Regions from separate parts of the Homo sapiens genome. Here region 2 is linked to region 1. The links are chromatin loops, found by intact Hi-C in ENCODE. Cell type or tissue: mammary epithelial cell. All regions are shown on one strand.

What was found. A loop is a pair of places that touch in the nucleus more often than their neighbours do. Peaks named below come from ENCODE experiments on the same cell type or tissue, not always from the same donor. Only the 100,000 strongest peaks of a DNase experiment are listed, where the experiment ranks them.
Region 2: a loop joins it to region 1, with 9 times the contacts of the local background. A loop is called at or near these places in 4 of 110 quality-filtered maps.

Annotation. Positions count from the first base shown.
Region 1 is chr18:51,106,046-51,114,045 of GRCh38, forward strand. No RefSeq gene overlaps it. Among named protein-coding and RNA genes, the nearest start is that of SMAD4, 80 kb to the left of the region's middle. RefSeq lists enhancers at 3,628-4,129, 4,130-4,629 and a silencer at 4,372-4,481. In mammary epithelial cell, a CTCF peak has its summit at 4,458 (motif pointing right); no DNase peak of the experiment used is centred here; H3K4me3 peaks cover 283 bases.
Region 2 is chr18:51,263,272-51,271,271 of GRCh38, forward strand. No RefSeq gene overlaps it. Among named protein-coding and RNA genes, the nearest start is that of MEX3C, 70 kb to the left of the region's middle. In mammary epithelial cell, no CTCF peak of the experiment used is centred here; DNase peaks (open chromatin) are centred at 3,010 and 3,650; H3K27ac peaks cover 493 bases.

The DNA.
Region 1 (8,000 bases):
GTTCAGGATATGCAGTTTGACTGGCACTGGGCCACCCTCGATTGTAAGGTGCCTTCTGAGCTGTTGAAAAGTAATTAGTGTGTGTCTCCGAATCAGTTGCTAAAATGTGGCCTATAAATATTGTCCTGCAATTCCTTTTCTCATCTACTGATATATGCACAAGATCTTTTCACGTTAGCCCATTTAGAGCTGCTACCTTGTTTTAAAACACTGTATGAAACCTACAGTATTCCCAGTATGGTTCTACCACAACTCCTCTAACCACTGTTCTATTAATAGGTCTCTAACTTGTTTCTAAATAGTACCAAATGGTACAATAAATATATCTCACATGCCTCTGAGTATATTTCTCTAGGACAGATATTGAGAAGGGGAGTTGTTGGATTGAAGGGTATGCCCATTTAAAAATTTTAATTGTCTCCCAGAAGCCCTTATCATTTTGCAGTCCCACCAAATGTGTATTCAAGTGTTTATATATTCCATTGCCCTTGCCCACGTTGGATATTATATATTTAGGAATTTGTGACAATCACATTGGGTTAAGAGCGATGCTATAATGTCATTTTACTTTGCATTTTCCTGACTAGTATTAAGGTAAGATGATTTTAACATGCAGAGCAGATGAAAATACTCCTCCCCACCAACTTACTGGCTCACTGTTCCATGGGTCAGGAGTGCAGCCTTTTTTGTTTTGTTTTGTTTTAATAGAGATGAGGTCTCGCCATGTTGCCCAGGCTGGAGTGCAGTGGCTACTCACAGGTGCAGTCCCACTACTGATCAGCATGAGAATTTTTACTTGCGGTTTCGGACTTGGGCCAATTCACCCTCCTTGAGCAATCCTGTGGTCCTCACTCCCAGGAGGTCACCTTATTGATGCCAGACTTAGTCCAGACACCTGATGGGCATAGTGTACTACAGCCTAGAACTCCTGGGCTCAAGCAGTCCTCCTGCCTCAGCCTCCCAAGTAGTTGTGATCACAAGGGTGAACTTCCACATCCAGCAGGAGGCCAGTACATTGTAGCTGGGTCCTCCTTTCAGCATCTTGTAAGGCTGAAACCAAGGTGCTGGCCAGGTGTGTCCTCATCTGGAGGCTTGATCCACTTCCAGACTTCCTCGGGCTGTTGGCAGAATTCACTTTCTTACAGTTGGAGGACTGAGGTCCCTTTGTCTTGCTGGCTGTTGGCTGGGAACTGTTCTCAAATCCTAGAGGCCACTCTCAGGGCTTGCCACGTGACTTCCTCCAGCTCAGCCACGGGACCCACCCACCGTCAAGTCCCTCTCATGCTTTGAAGCTCTCAGACTTCCCCTTCTATGACCCATGGAAGAAAACGGTCTGCTTTCAAAAGGCTCACGTGATTAGGTCAGGGCCACCCAGATCATCTCCCTATTTTAAGATCAACTTTACCATCTGACATAACTGAATCACAGGAGTAAAATCTGTGATATTCACAGTCTCAGGGATCCTTCAGGTCAGGGTACAGGCACTCAGGGAACAGGAAGCTTTGGAAGCCATCTTAGAATTCTGCCCACCATACCACCAAAGAGGGTGCAAAAGAGAGACCTTTCACATCAGACAGGAAGTTGTATGTGGGCACTGCTTGTGCTAGGAACAGGGGTGTGTGTGTGTGCATGTGTGCATGCGTGTGTGTGCATGTGTGCGTGTGTGTGTGTATGCATTTGTGTGTGTGTGCATGCATGCATGCACGTGTGTGTGTGTGTGTAAAGGACCTCCAAAGAAGCCCAGGTAGAGTTTCCATGAGGAGCTCAAAGTCTGATAGATGATTAACAGTTGAAGGAAGCTTAGGGCACATGACTCATGACTCCAGGAAGTGTTCTCTTTTTCAATGAAACACTCCCAGCAGCCCCAGCGATTTCTTCTATGCGAGGTCTCCAGAAGCTCTCCATTACTGCTGCGTAGGAGAAGGGAGAAGGGTGAGAGACACACCTTTACTTCAGATTAAAGCAGCACATGATTGGTGTTTGCACTGAAGGTCAACTTTCTGAGGAGGAAGCTGGAGGATCAGGGAAGGCTTCCTGAGGAGATGGCCTTTAAACCTGGCCTTGAAGACTGGGGAGAATTCCAACAGGATGAGCTGGATGTGGAAAGGGGCTTCCAGGAAAGACACAGCCAAGTGTGGAAGCCCGAGGAGCATTTCAGGAAGGGCAAGCAGCCAGTGTGTAGAGCTGAGAATGGAGGATCAGCAGCAGGAAAGGGTTGGGGCTGGACCGGGATGAAGGGTAAGGACTAGGCAGAGGAGCGTCGGCTTCAGTAACAATGCAAGGTCAGCTTGACTTATCTTGACATTAGAATATTCTTGTCACTTCCCAAGAGGGAGAGGCTGTATTCCAAGTTAATAGTCCATTTTAACACCTAACACGAAAGAGAGAGAGAGAAACACAAGCACTTAAGCCTGGAGTAAACACAGTCATTACAGTGACCACAAAAACATTACTGATGGACCAATAAAAAGCGAAAGGAGTCATGGGGGAAACCAGTACATCTCTGCAGTGTGTAAAGCAACCCAACCTCATAAACGCCGCTGACCTTTCCTGTGACAAACCAAGCCCTGAGAGCTTTGGTTTTAATTGACAGTGAGACCACAGGTACATTGCCCTTCACTGCTGTTACGGGTTGAATGGTGTCCCCCTAAAAGAGATGTTATTCTAACCCTTAGTACCTGTGAATGTCACATTATTTGGAAACAGGGTCTTTGCAGAAGTAATCAAGTTAAGATGAGGTCATTAGGGTGGGCCTCAGTTCACTATGACTGGTGTCCTTAGAAAAAGAAAAGATACAGATTGACACCAGGGAGAGCACCATGGGAATATATTTTTTTTCTCTGTCGGCCAGGCTGGAGTGCAGTGGCGCGACCTCAGCTCACTGCAACCCTCACCTCCTTGGGTTCAAGTGATTCTCGTGCCTCAGCCTTTCAAGTAGCTGGGATTATAGGTGCCTGCCACTATGCCTGGCTAATTTTTTGTATTTTCAGTAGAGACAGGTTTCACTATATTGGCCAGGCTGGTTTCAAACTCCTGGTCTCAAGTGATCCACTCCCCTTGGCCTCCCAAAGTACTAGGATTATAGGCGTGAGCCATCCAGCCTGGGGTCATTCATTCTTCAAGTGTGCAGCGTGTGCCCACTGTGAACCAGGCTTTGTGCTGGGGGCTGCAGGTGGACTCTCTGCTGAGCAAAATGGTAGCTGACTTAATGCCCTGGCAGGCTGCTTTCTTTAAGGAGAAATTATTATAGTATTGGGCCAAGCCAGGCCACATTGCAGTGTCCTTAAGGGAACCCGCTGGGAATGCAGATCCTTGGCCTGCAGAGGCCAAGGCTGAGGGGCACATGCGGTGGGATCAGAGCAAGTCGGAGGAACACCCAGGGCGGAACTGGGGCAGGAGGACTTAGCTGTCACCTCTGGTGAGCTGGAAGTACCTGTCCTTGGTACACTGAAAACCAACCAAAGGACTACTCAGACAGGAGGGAGAGTAAAGGTGCGAAATATTCCACCGTGGGTGACCACACTACCACAATAATACGTCTTCCTACAGGTTTACAGGAATCAGTAACTGAACGTTCAGGTGTCAGATTAAGAGATTATGGCATCTGTCCCTCCCGAGGTCAAATCTTAGCTCTGTTACTGTGTGTTGGAACTTCACAACGTTTTTAACTTTGAAAGACGCTGTATCTTCATCTGTAAAACACTGACGGAAATACCTAACTTCTTAGGTTTGGCGTGAGCATAAAGTGAGAAAAGTGTACGTAACGATCTTAACGATATGACTGGAGCCTGGAAAGGCATTCCTGAGACCTCGCTACCGAAAGTGAAAGGGACGCATAATGGAAAAGTGTTAAGTCTGGGAGATGTCCGTGGCCTTTGAAGTGGACACGCCGGTCATAAACTTGGCCTAGAGGGACTGTTCAGTGTCCTGTTTGGGGAATGGTGGCCTCCTCCAAGGCTCACCACCGCGGCAGGTGTGGTCCTGGCTCTGCAGGTGAAGGGAGCTCCAGATTCTAGGTGTGGAGCGAGCCCTTTGCGAGGTGACAGCGCGAGGTCCCCTCAATGCACTGGGGAGGCGGATTTTCCCAGCGAGAAGGGGCTAGCAGGAGCTGCGTTTATTGTGAAGGCCCACAGGTAACGGGGCCATGCACCCCAGGGCGAGACTGGAGTTAAAGGTGGGCGGCAGTCCCTGGTATTCAAGGCCACCTAAGACACCCTGGACGGTGGACCCTGGGAAAGAGCCGGGGTGCCCCCGCCCTGGCCAGGGTTTGCCCCTTGTGGGGCGGAGGGAGCTGGGGCAAGCAGCGCTGACGGTAGCCTGGGAACTGGGCCAGGGTCTGCAGGGCGGGCTGGGAGCAGGGCAGGAGGGAGGAGAGGGAAGAGGGCAGTGGGGTCAGAGGGCCCCAGCGCCTGCCCCGGGCTGGGGATACCACGCAGCCGAGTTCCCACGGCCACCACTGGGTGTCGCCCTTGCCCCGCGAAGGGAGCAGGCGCGCGTTTCCCGAGGCGCCTCTGTCCTCCCAGCTCCTCCGGGCTAGATAGACAATGTCCCGGGACCCAGGTGGGCGTAGTGGACCAAGCCCGGAGTCGTCAACCGCAGTCCCTGAGGGGCTGGCCCTGTGCAGAGCCCGAGGCTGGGTGGGCTTGGACCGCTGCCTTCAGAGAGCCCGCCAGGCCCAGCCTTGCCCGGACGCTCCCAGCACCTGGATTCTGCGGAGTCTGGATCTTCACTGTGAGGCTGCCGGGCCCTCCAGGAGACATCCTGTTGTGTCCAGAATTGGTGGGTTCTTGGTCTCACTGACTTCAAGAATGAAGCCGCGGACCCTCGTGGTGAGTGTTACAGTTCTTAAAGGCGGTGTGTCCGGAGTTTGTTCCTTCTGATGTTCGGATGTGTTCGGAGTTTCTTCCTTCTGGTGGGTTCGTGGTCTCGCTGGCTCAGGAATGAAGGTGCAGACCTTCGCAGTGGGTGTTACAGCTCTTAAGATGGCGCATCTGGAGTTGTTCGTTCCTCCCGCTGGAGTTGTTCGTTCCTCCCAGTGGGTTCGTGGTCTCACTGGCTTCAGGAGTGAAGCTGCAGACATTCGTGGTGAGTGTTACAGCTCTTAAAGGCAGTGTGGACCCAAAGAGTGAGCAGTAGCAATATTTATTGCAAAGAGCGAAAGAACAAAGCTTCCACAGTGTGGAAGGGGACCCAAGTGGGTTGCCACTGCTGGCTCAGGCAGCCTGCTTTTATTCTCTTATCTGGCCCTACCCACATCCTGCTGATTGGTCCATTTTACAGAGAGCTGATTGGTTTGTTTTACAGAGAGCTGATTGGTCCGTTTTGACAGGGTGCTGATTGGCGCGTTTACAATCCCTGGGCTAGACACAAAAGTTCTCGGTGTCTCCACTAGATTAGCTAGATACAGAGTGTCAACTGGTGTGTTTACAAACCCTGAGCTAGACACAGAGTGCTGATTGGTGCATTTACAAACTGTGAGCTAGATACAGAGTGCCGATTGGTGCATTCACAATCCCTTAGCTAGACATAAAGGTTCTCCAAGTCCCCACCAGATTAACTAGATACAGAGTGCCAACTGGTGCCTTCACAAACCCTGAGCTAGACACAGGGTGCTGATTGGTGTGTTTACAAACCTTGAGCTAGATACAGAGTGCTGATTGGTGTATTTAGAATCCCCTAGCTAGACATAAAGGTTCTCTAAGTCCCTACCAGACTCAGGAGCCCAGCTGGCTTCACCCAGTGGATCCCGCACCGGGGCCGCAGGTGGAGCTGCCTGCCAGTCCTGCGCCATGCGCCTGCACTCCTCAGCCCTTGGGCGGTCAATGGGACCAGGGGCCGTGGAGCAGGGGGCAGCACTCGTCTGGGAGGCTTGGGCCATGCAGGAGCCCACGGTGGCGGGGCGGGGGAAGGCTCAGGTATGGCAGGCTGCAGGTTCTGAACCCTGCCCCGCAGGGAGGCAGCTAAGGCCTGGTGAGAAATCGAGCACAGCAGCTGCTGGCCCAGGTGCTAAGCCCCTCACTGCCCAGGGCCAGCAGGGCTGGCTGGCCGCTCCGAGCATGGGCCCCCCAAGCCCACACCCACCCGGAACTTGCGCTGGCCTGCAAGCACTGTGCACAGCCCTGGTTCCCACCCGTGCCTCTCCATCCACACCTCCCCGCAAGCTGAGGGAGCTGGCTCTGGCCTCGGCCAGCCCAGGAAGGGGCTCCCACAGTGCAGCAGTGGGTTGAAGGGCTCCTCAAGTGCCACCAGAGTGGGTGCCCAGGCAGAGGAGGCTCCGAGAGCGAGCGAGGTCTGCGAGGGCTGCCAGCATGCTGTCACCTCTCAATCCCCCCTCTAAACAGGACACCCCAACTGCTGTTGGGAATTTGGCCGATGACCGCTCTAGCTACTTCCTGCTGGATAGGGGCAAAGAAGGGGCCCTGCAGTTGTAGTGTCCTCCAGAGGGGAACTCTCTAGGCCAGTGGAAGTGCCAGTGGGTTGGTCCATGGGTCCTTGGTAGAAGTTGTTAGTTGAACTCATTTGGAGTTCCATTTGTAAGACCATCTGTAGCTTGATGGCCTCAATTCTAGAGGAAACAAATTTGACAAGAAGGTTAAAAATACAAGGCCTGAAGGCGAGTAACAGCAAGATGGCTGCCACGGGACCTAGAAAGGGGAGAAGCCATGTTGCCCAAAGGTTGGTATAAGAGTTTGAAAGGCGTCTGATTTCAGAAGCCTTTTCTTGTAAACGCCGGGCGGCAAATCGTACTATCCCTGACTGGTTAGTGTAAAAACAACACTCTTCCCCTAAGAAGGTGCAGAGTCCTCCTTTTTCAGCAGTGAAGAAGTCTAGGCCTCAGCGGTTTTGGAGAGTCACTGCTGCCAAAGAGTCTATTTGGGATTGTAAAGTAAGAATAGATTTTGTTATTTCTTGCAAACTGTCTGAGAAATCCTTTGAGAGTGTGTGGTAGTAGGATAATGAAGTAGATAAACCGGCTATTCCCCTTCCTGTAGCAGTAGCCATTCCTAACCCTATAAGTAGGGGTATTAGTTGTATGGCTCTGCACTGACGGACTTGAGCTTTGAGGGGTACTGATAAGGTCTGATTTCCTGGGGCAATGTTAATGTTGGGACTTAGAAAGACTAAGGTGCAGGTGCCTGTCCAGTTAGTGGGGAGGCAGATATAGGTCGATCTTCCACATAGAAAAATATGCCTTGGCTGGGTAAACAGAACTTTACCCTGGCTTTTAAAGGAATAGGGTACACTGTTTTTCTCTTTACTACTTCCATCTCTCTTTCTATCTCTTTGACTTCTTCTTTGTCTCTTTCTCTGACTTCCTGTCTCTTTCTCTCTTTCCTTTGACTCCTTCTCTTTGTCTCTATTTCTTCCTCTTTCTCTGACTTTCTTTTTCTCTCTTTCCTTCTTGCTGGTCTGCCAGCTGCTTAGCTGCTGTTCTCCCCTCTTCTTCCCATTTTGATGGCTTTGGCAGTGTAAGAGTGCCACCTCCTTGTGTTTTTGCAGTGCGTGCAATAACTCTATAATTTCCTTGTGGTATTTAATTGGGGTCCCCCCAGAGCTTAGGAGCTCCCATTTTTTCCATATTGCAGCATGGGCATGTAGGATTAAATAAGCATACTTGCTGTCTGTATACACATTTATTCTTTTTCCCTTTTCCAGTTCTAAGGCTCGGGTAAGTGCCACTAGTTCCGCTAACTGGGCACTGGTCCCTGGGGGAAGAGGCTTACTTTCAAGTATGGTTACATCACTATGGCGTAACCTGCCCTTCATATCCCATTCTCCACAAATGAACTTCCATTGGTATATAGGTTAAGGTCATGATTAGTTAAGGGGACTTCTAAGAGATCATCTCGGGTGGCATAAGTCTGGACTACAATTTGTTGGCAGTCATGCTCGATTGGTTCCCCATCCTCTAGGAGAAAAGTGGCAGGGTTGAGGGCCACGCAGGTGCCTATTTGAACCACCAGTCCCTCAAGGAGTAGTGCCTGGTATCTAAGTAGGCG
Region 2 (8,000 bases), 160 kb after region 1:
AGTTTCAAGGAACATCAGTGGCAGGAAGAAAAACTACCTAAATCTAACAGGAATAACTCCCTTATTGACTTAGCCAAAAAAGGCTAGCTTAGATAAGTACGTTGCAAGTCTCTAAGTTACCAAATCTCTAGCTGAAGTAATGGCAAACCTGTTAAAAGCCATAGGAAGGGTCCCTTGATATTATTTAATCCAACTTCCACCTTGAACAGTGGAAGAGCAATGAAATGACTTTCCAAGATCCCATCATGAATGAGGGGCCTAGCCCATCATGTGCCCTTCTGATGCTTTCCTCTTGGTATTAGCTACAAGTAACAGAAGAGCACAATTAATATTTATCAAACAAAAAAATTTGTTATCTTACATAGTAAGACTGGAGGTAATGAGGCTCTAGGATTGATTAGAATTTCAGTAATGTTATAAAAGTTTCAGTCTCTTCCATTATTCTCTTTTTGCTCTGCTATTCTTGAAGTGTTGAAATTTGACCTCAGGTTTGCCCTCTCATGATTTCAAGATGGCTTTAAGCATTTCATCTGCACACACCATCAACCAAAGGCTGGAATAGAACCTACCCCCAACCCATTCTTGAGACCATTTTTTGATTGGCAGTCCCATCAAAACCACGTGGAAGGAAGAAAGAAGAACCGCATGGAAAGAGTATGGAGAACTTTCCCAGAATCCCCAGATTTCTTTTCACATCTCATTGGCTGGAATTGCACAAATCAGTAGCAAGGCAAAGTGATCTACTGTGATTGGCTTAGATCAGTGGTCTGCATACCTCTGGGGATCCCAAGACAATTTTAGGGGATCTGCAATGTACAAAATTTTTCACAATATATTATTTTGTCTTTTCCATTATAATATGACTTTTCCACTGTATTGACTATTGCTGGTGGTTCAAAATCAATGGTGGATAAAGCTGGTACCTTATCATGAGTCAAGGTAGTGGCCTCAAGCTATATCAGTTTTAAAAAAGCCAATTCCACCTATGAATTCCTTGATGAAGTGGCAAAAACTCTAATTTTAATAAATTACAACCTTTGAACACACACATATTTTAAATATTAAACATTACAGCACTTCTGCTGCAAACCAAGACAGAACAACCTGTGTGGTGATTGTCTCAAGAAAGAGCACTTTTGCATTTGTTTGAGTCACCAGCTAGACTAGCCATTGTTTTTTGTTTGTTTGTTTTTTCCTGGAACACCATTTTTACTGGAAAGAACAAATGTCAGACAAACTATGGCTATTCAGACTTGGGCATTTGGCAGATATTTTCTTAAAAATGAACAAAGTCAGCCTGTCACTTCAAGGAAAATAACTAACTAATCAACAAAATGAAAAGGCATCTTACAGATTGGGAAAAATTACTTTCACATCATATATCTGATAAGGGGTTAATATATCCAAACTTTATAAAGAACTTGTATAACTCAAGTACAAGAAAACACATGACCAGATTAAAAAATGGCCAAAGGATCTGAATAGCTGTTTCTCCAAAGAAGATATACAAATAGCTAACAGGTACACGTATGAAAAGATTCTCAACATCACTGTCAGGGAAATGGAAGTGAAAACCACTATGAGCTATCACCTCACACCTGTTAAAATGGCTGTTATCAAAAAGGTAAGAGAGAACAGGTGTTGGCAAGGCTGGAGTGAAAAGAGAACCTTCGTACACTCTTGGTGGGAATGTAGATTGGTGCATCCATTATGGAAAACACTATGGGGTACCTAAAGAAATTAAAAATAGAATTAACATTTGTCTCAGAACCCCGTTTTCTAAGTATATACCCAAAGAAAATGAAATGACCACCTTGTAAAGATTTCTGCATGCTCATGTTCATTGCAGCGTTATTCTCAACAGCCAAGATGTGGTAACAACATAAGTGTCTGTCATAGACAAAGAAACTGAGGCATATATTATTCAGTTTTAAAGTGGAGGAGGCCGGGCATGGTGGCTCACATCTGCAATCCTAGCAATTTGGGAGGATGAGGTGGGAGAATCACTTGAACCCAGGAGTTAAAGACAAGCTGGGCAACATACTGAGACCCCCATCTCTATTAAAAAAAAGATTAGGCTGAGCGCGGTGGCTCACGTCTGTAATCGCAGCACTTTGGGAGGCTGAGGCTGGAGAGTTATGAGGTCAGGAGTTTGAGACCAGCCTGGCCAACATGGTGAAACAAAATACAAAAATTATCTGGACATAGTGGTGGGCACCTGTAATTCCAGCTACTTAGGAGGTTGAGGCAGGAAATTGCTTGAACCCAGGGGGTGGAAGTGGCAGTGAGCTGAGATTGCACCACTACACTCCAGCCTGGGTGACAGAGTGAGACTCCGTCTCAAAAAAAAAAAAAAAAAAAAAAAAAAGATTAAATAAATAAATAAATAAGGAGATCCTACCATTTGCAACAACATGAATGAACCTAGAGAACATTATAGTAAGTGAAATAAGACAGCCACAGAAAGAAAAATATTGCATAATCTCACATGGATGTGGAATCTAAAAAAACTGTCAAATATGCAGATATAGAGAATAAAACAGTGGTTATCAGGGGCAGGATGGAGGACAGGAAATAGGAAGATGTAAGTAAAGGATACAAAATAGCACCTATGTAGAAAGAACAAGTTTAAAGATCTAATGTACAACATGAGGACTATAATTAATAATAGTGTATTGTATCCAGATTTTTGGCTAAAGGAGTAGATTATTGTTGTTCTGGCCACAGGGAAAAGAAAAAGGTTAACTATGGAAGGTGATGGCTATGTTAACTTCTTTCACTGTAGTCACCATTTTACTACATATGTATCTTATAACATTGTGTGGTATACCTTAAATATACACAATACAATTAATTAAGAGGCAAACAACTAAAAATATATATTGTCAATGAAAATTAGAGGGTTTTTCTTGAGACAGGATCTCACTCTGTGGCCCAAGCTGGAGTGCAGTGACCTGGTGTGATCTCAGCTCACTGCAGCCTCCACATCCTGGGCTCAGGTGATCCTCCCACGTCAGCTTCTTGAGCAGCTGGGACTACAGGCGTGCACCATCACGCCCAGCTAGTTTTTGTATTTTTAGTAGAGACATGGTTTCTCCATGTTGCCCAGGTTGGTCTCAAACTCCTGGGCTCAAGTGATCTGCCCACCTTGGCTTCCCAAACTGCTGGGATTACAGGCATGAGCCACCGTGCCTGGCCAAGAATTAGACTTCTAAGCAACAATTAGAATTTCAAGACCAGGTGTGGTGGCTCATGCCTATAATCCCAGCCCTTTGAGAGGTGAGAAGATCACTTGAGCCCAGAAGTTTGAGATCAGCCTGGGCAACATATGGAGACCCTGTCTCTACAGAAATAATAAAAAAAATTAGCTGGTCATGGTAGTGTGTGCCTGTGGTCCCAGCTACTAGGGAGGCTGAGGTGGGAGAATCACCTGAGCTTGGGGGGTGGTTAAGACTGCAGTGAGCTGTGATCATGCCACTGCACTCCAGCCTAAGTGACATGGCGAGAGTCTGTCTCAAAAAAAAAAAAAAAAAAAATTTCAAAAAACTTATAGCTGCCGCTGTATTCTTGACAACTTCCCAAACCTGAAAGACCTATGTTTAGAATAGTAGTGATGTAAGTAAATTGTGGTTTTTTTGATATTGTGTAATGAAACACATCAACATTAGATCTGAGTCATTCAGTAAGCTGATGTCTTGAATGACCAAAGCGTGATGTTACACAGACATGCATGGATAAAAATTTCAAAGTTCAGGACAGAGCAGTAGATTTTAATGTAACACATATGAAAAGCTTAGTGATTTGGTTTCTGATTCAACATCACTACTAACTGCTAAGAATAAATCACTTCTTGGGCTCTTGCTGTCCAGTGTGTAGGGAGGAAAAGCCCGGTGAGGTCACAGTGAGAAGTCATCTGCAGACTGGAAAGAGAGCCCCTCCAGAAACCAGCTCTGCAGCACCTTGATCTCGGACCTCCAGCCTCCAGAACTCTGAGAAAATAAATGTTGTTTAAGGCAAAAAAAGAATATATTACTTATTAAATTTTAGTGTAGTATTAGGGAAGAATATCCACAATTATTTAAAAACTATTAAAACACTCTACATTTGAATTAAGCTAGATTCTCTTTATTTCAACAAAAACAATATTGCAACAGATTGAATGCAGAAGCAGAGAATCCAGGTGTCTTCTATTAAGCCAGATATTAATTTGCAAAAATGTAAAACAATGTCTGTTTTCTTGCTACATTTTTTCTTCAGAAAATTATAGTTATTTTTCATAAAATATTTTAGCATGTAATTTGTTTATTACTGTTATTTTTAATGAATTAAATGCTTTAAAATTTCTCAGTTTTAATTTCTTGTACAGTAAATATCAATAGGTATAATCCACATAAAAGTGCTTTGGAGATGTTCAATGATTTTTAAGCGTTTAAAGGGATGTGGAGATCAAAAAGTTTGAGAACATCTGGCTTAGGGTAATCAAAGGTCAGTTTCTGGGTAGGTATAAGCCCAGCTTCCCCTGAAACACAAGGTTCCCCAATACCTGAACAAATTGGGGTTCTCTGAGGAAGGAAGAAGAGGAGAAGCCTTTAGGGTTCCTTTGGGGCAATCCTATCTCCTCCAAGCCTCAAGTAGTATATGGCTGTTTTTCCAAAATTAAGGCCAGGAGCAGTGACTCATGCCTGTAATCCCAGCACTTTGAAAGGCCAAGCAGGGAGAGGATCAGTTGAGGCCAGGAGTTCAAAACCCACCTGGCAGGCTGGGCGCAGTGGCTCACACCTGTAATCCCAGCACTTTGGGAGGCCGAGGCGGGCAGATCACGAGGTCAGGAGATCGAGACCAGCCTGACCAACTTAGTGAAACTCCGTCTCTACTAAAAATACAAAAATTAGCCGGGCATGGTGTCATCTGCCTGTAATCCCAGCTACTCAGGAGGCTGAGGCAGGAGAATCGCTTGAATCCGGGAGGCAGAGGTTGCAGTGAGCCGAGATCTCACCACTGCACTGCAGCCTGAGCAACAGAGCAGGACTCCATCTCAAAAACAAAACAAACAAACAAACAAACAAAACCCCACCTGGCCAACATAGTGAGACCCTGTCTCTAAAAACAAACAAACAAACAAACAAACAAACAAACCGAAAGAACCTCCAAATGAACTAAAACTGAATTTGGTTTGTGCTTCTTCAGAGAATTTGAACCAGAATATTCTCAACCATAATTAAAGGAATGCAAACAAAACAATAATTAGGTAACTTTCTAAAAAATATTAGATTTGCAAAAATTCAAAAATCTGATAAATCCAGTGCTAAAGACATAGAAAAATAAGTAGGAGCATAAACTGATGCAACCTTTATTATTTTTGGGGAGAGGGATATGGAATTTGCTCATAGCTATCAAAATTTTAAATGCTTATTCCTTTTGACCCAGCATTTAACTATTAGAAATTTATCCTACAGATATATTCCAAAATACGTTAAAATGCTCATTTCAGTGTTGTTTGTAATGCTAAAACCCTGAAAATAATCTAACTGCTCATTAATAGAATATTGATTGATTTAATATGGAACATCCATGCAATGGAAGGCTAGGTTATTAAAATAAGCTATTTAGATATGTATGTGTTATTACTGAAAGATCTCCAAGGTATTTTATTAAAAACAAAAATGTAATATTCAGAGCAGTGGGTAAAATATGATCACTGCTCCAGTTGTCTATTGCTGCATAAAAATCATCCCAAACTTAGTGACTTCAAACTACAGTTATTAATTATGCTTGCAAACCTGCAAATTGGGAGAGCTTGGCAGGAGCAGCTTGTCTTATTCCACCTGGAGTTAGCAGGATGGCTTAGAGGTTGGGGGCGACCTAATGTTTAGAGATGGAATCATGTGAAGGCTTTCTTGTTCACATATCTTGTAGTTGATGTTGGCTGTTGCCTTGAATGGGGCATCCTTATGTGGTTGTCCCGCTTGCTTACAGCATGTGGCTGAGTTCTGAGAACAAACATCTTAAGGCACAGGAAATGGAAGCTACCAGTTTTTGAGGTCTTGGTCCAAACACTTGGCACAGCATCGCTTGTACTATATTCTATTTGAACTTGAGTTAAGCAGTCAGTGAGCCCAGACTCAAGGGGAGGGAATTTAGACTTTGCCTCTTGATACAAAGAGTGTCAAATAATTTAGGGTTTATGTTTTAAAACCTCCGCAATCCCAGGTATGTAAAAATTTAAAGGCACACACATGTAAAGTACAGATATGTGCAAGATTTTTTTTTTCTTCCAGAGAGGCTGCAGAAAAAACTGTTGAAGTGGGTCCAGGCATGGTGGCTCATGCCTATAATCCCAGCCCTTTGGGAGGCTGAGGTGGGCGGATTACCTGAGGTCGGGAGTTTGAGACCAGCCTGACCAACATGCAGAAACCCCATCTCTACTAAAAATACAAAATTAGCCAGGCATAGTGGTGCATGCCTGTAATCCCAGCTACTCGGGAGGCTGAGGCAGGAGAATCGCTTGAACCTGAGAGGTGGAGCTTGTGGTGAGCTGAGGTCGTGCCATTGCACTCCAGCCTGGGCAACAAGAGCGAAACTCCATCTCAAAAACAAACAAACAAACAAAAAGCAAAAAACAAAAAACAAAAAACCTGTTAAAGTATGACTACTTTTTGGGTAGAGAAAACATGGGTTAAGGATGGGTTGAGCAGGAAAAAGAAGACTTTAATTTCTGATTTTTTACCTTATTACACTATTTGAGTTTTTGTCCATGAGGATATACTCCTTTTATTTAAAAAACCCCAAAATAACAGCAACTTATCCAGGATAAGAATGAAGTCTTTCCTTGGGCCTCCATGTCAAGTATCTTATTTTATATACACAGCAATTCTGTGAGGTCATTAGGGAAGGTATGACCATCCCTCTTGTATTAGTTCATTTTCTCTTACTTTTTTTGTGAGACAGAATCTCCCTCTGTTTCCCAGGCTGCAGAGCAGTGGCACAATCTCGGCTCATCACAACCTCTGCCTCCCGGGTTCAAGTGATTCTCCTGCCTCAGCCTCCTGAGTAGCTGGGACTACAGGCGTGCTCCACTATGCCCGGCTAATTTTTGTATTTTTAGTAGAGACGGGGTTTCACCATATTGGCCAGGCTGGTCTTGAACTACTGACCACGTGATCTGCCTGCCTTGGCCTCCCAAAGTGCTAGGATTACAGGCTTGAGTCACTGCGCCCGGCCGTATTAGTTCATTTTCATACTGTGATGTAGAAATACAAATACCTGAGACTGGGTAATTTATAAAGAAAAAGAGGTTTAATGAAATCACAGTTCCATGTGACTGGGAAGGCCTCACAATCATGGCAGAAGGTGAAGGAGGAGAAAAGGCATGTCTTACATGGTGGCAGGCAAGAGACTGTGTCTAGGAGAACTGCCCTTTAGAAAACCATCAGATCTCACAAGACTTATTCACTGTGATGAGAACAGCATGGGAAAGACCCACCCCCATGATTCAGTTACCTCCCACTGGGTCCCACCCATGACATGTGGGGATTATGGGAGCTACAATTCAAGATGAGATTTGGGTGGGGACATAGCCAAACCATATCACCCGTTTTCAGATGAAGATCAGAATCTAGGTCTCAACTTCCAATTGAATATCCTTTTCCACTTTTTAATTAAGAAGAACCCAGGCCTAGAATTTGGCCTATCTACTTGGAGGGGCCGATTTTGAATGCAGTTTTAACAGGTGCAGGGAAACTGTTCATGCTTGGTACTTGAACCTGAATCCAAAACCATAACAGTAACTCTCCCAGCGTCTAGCACATTGCCTGGAATCAGTTTGCTGAATAAAGGAATACAAAAACTCCTTATTATTCAAATCTATCCTCCATTCCCTCCACTCTAAATCACAGACATAATAAAGTGGAAAATTGACCTTATTTTACTCTTGTTCAGAATGCTTCAATGTGTGAACTCACTTTCTACAAAGGTGCCAAGAACTTATATTGGGGGAAAGG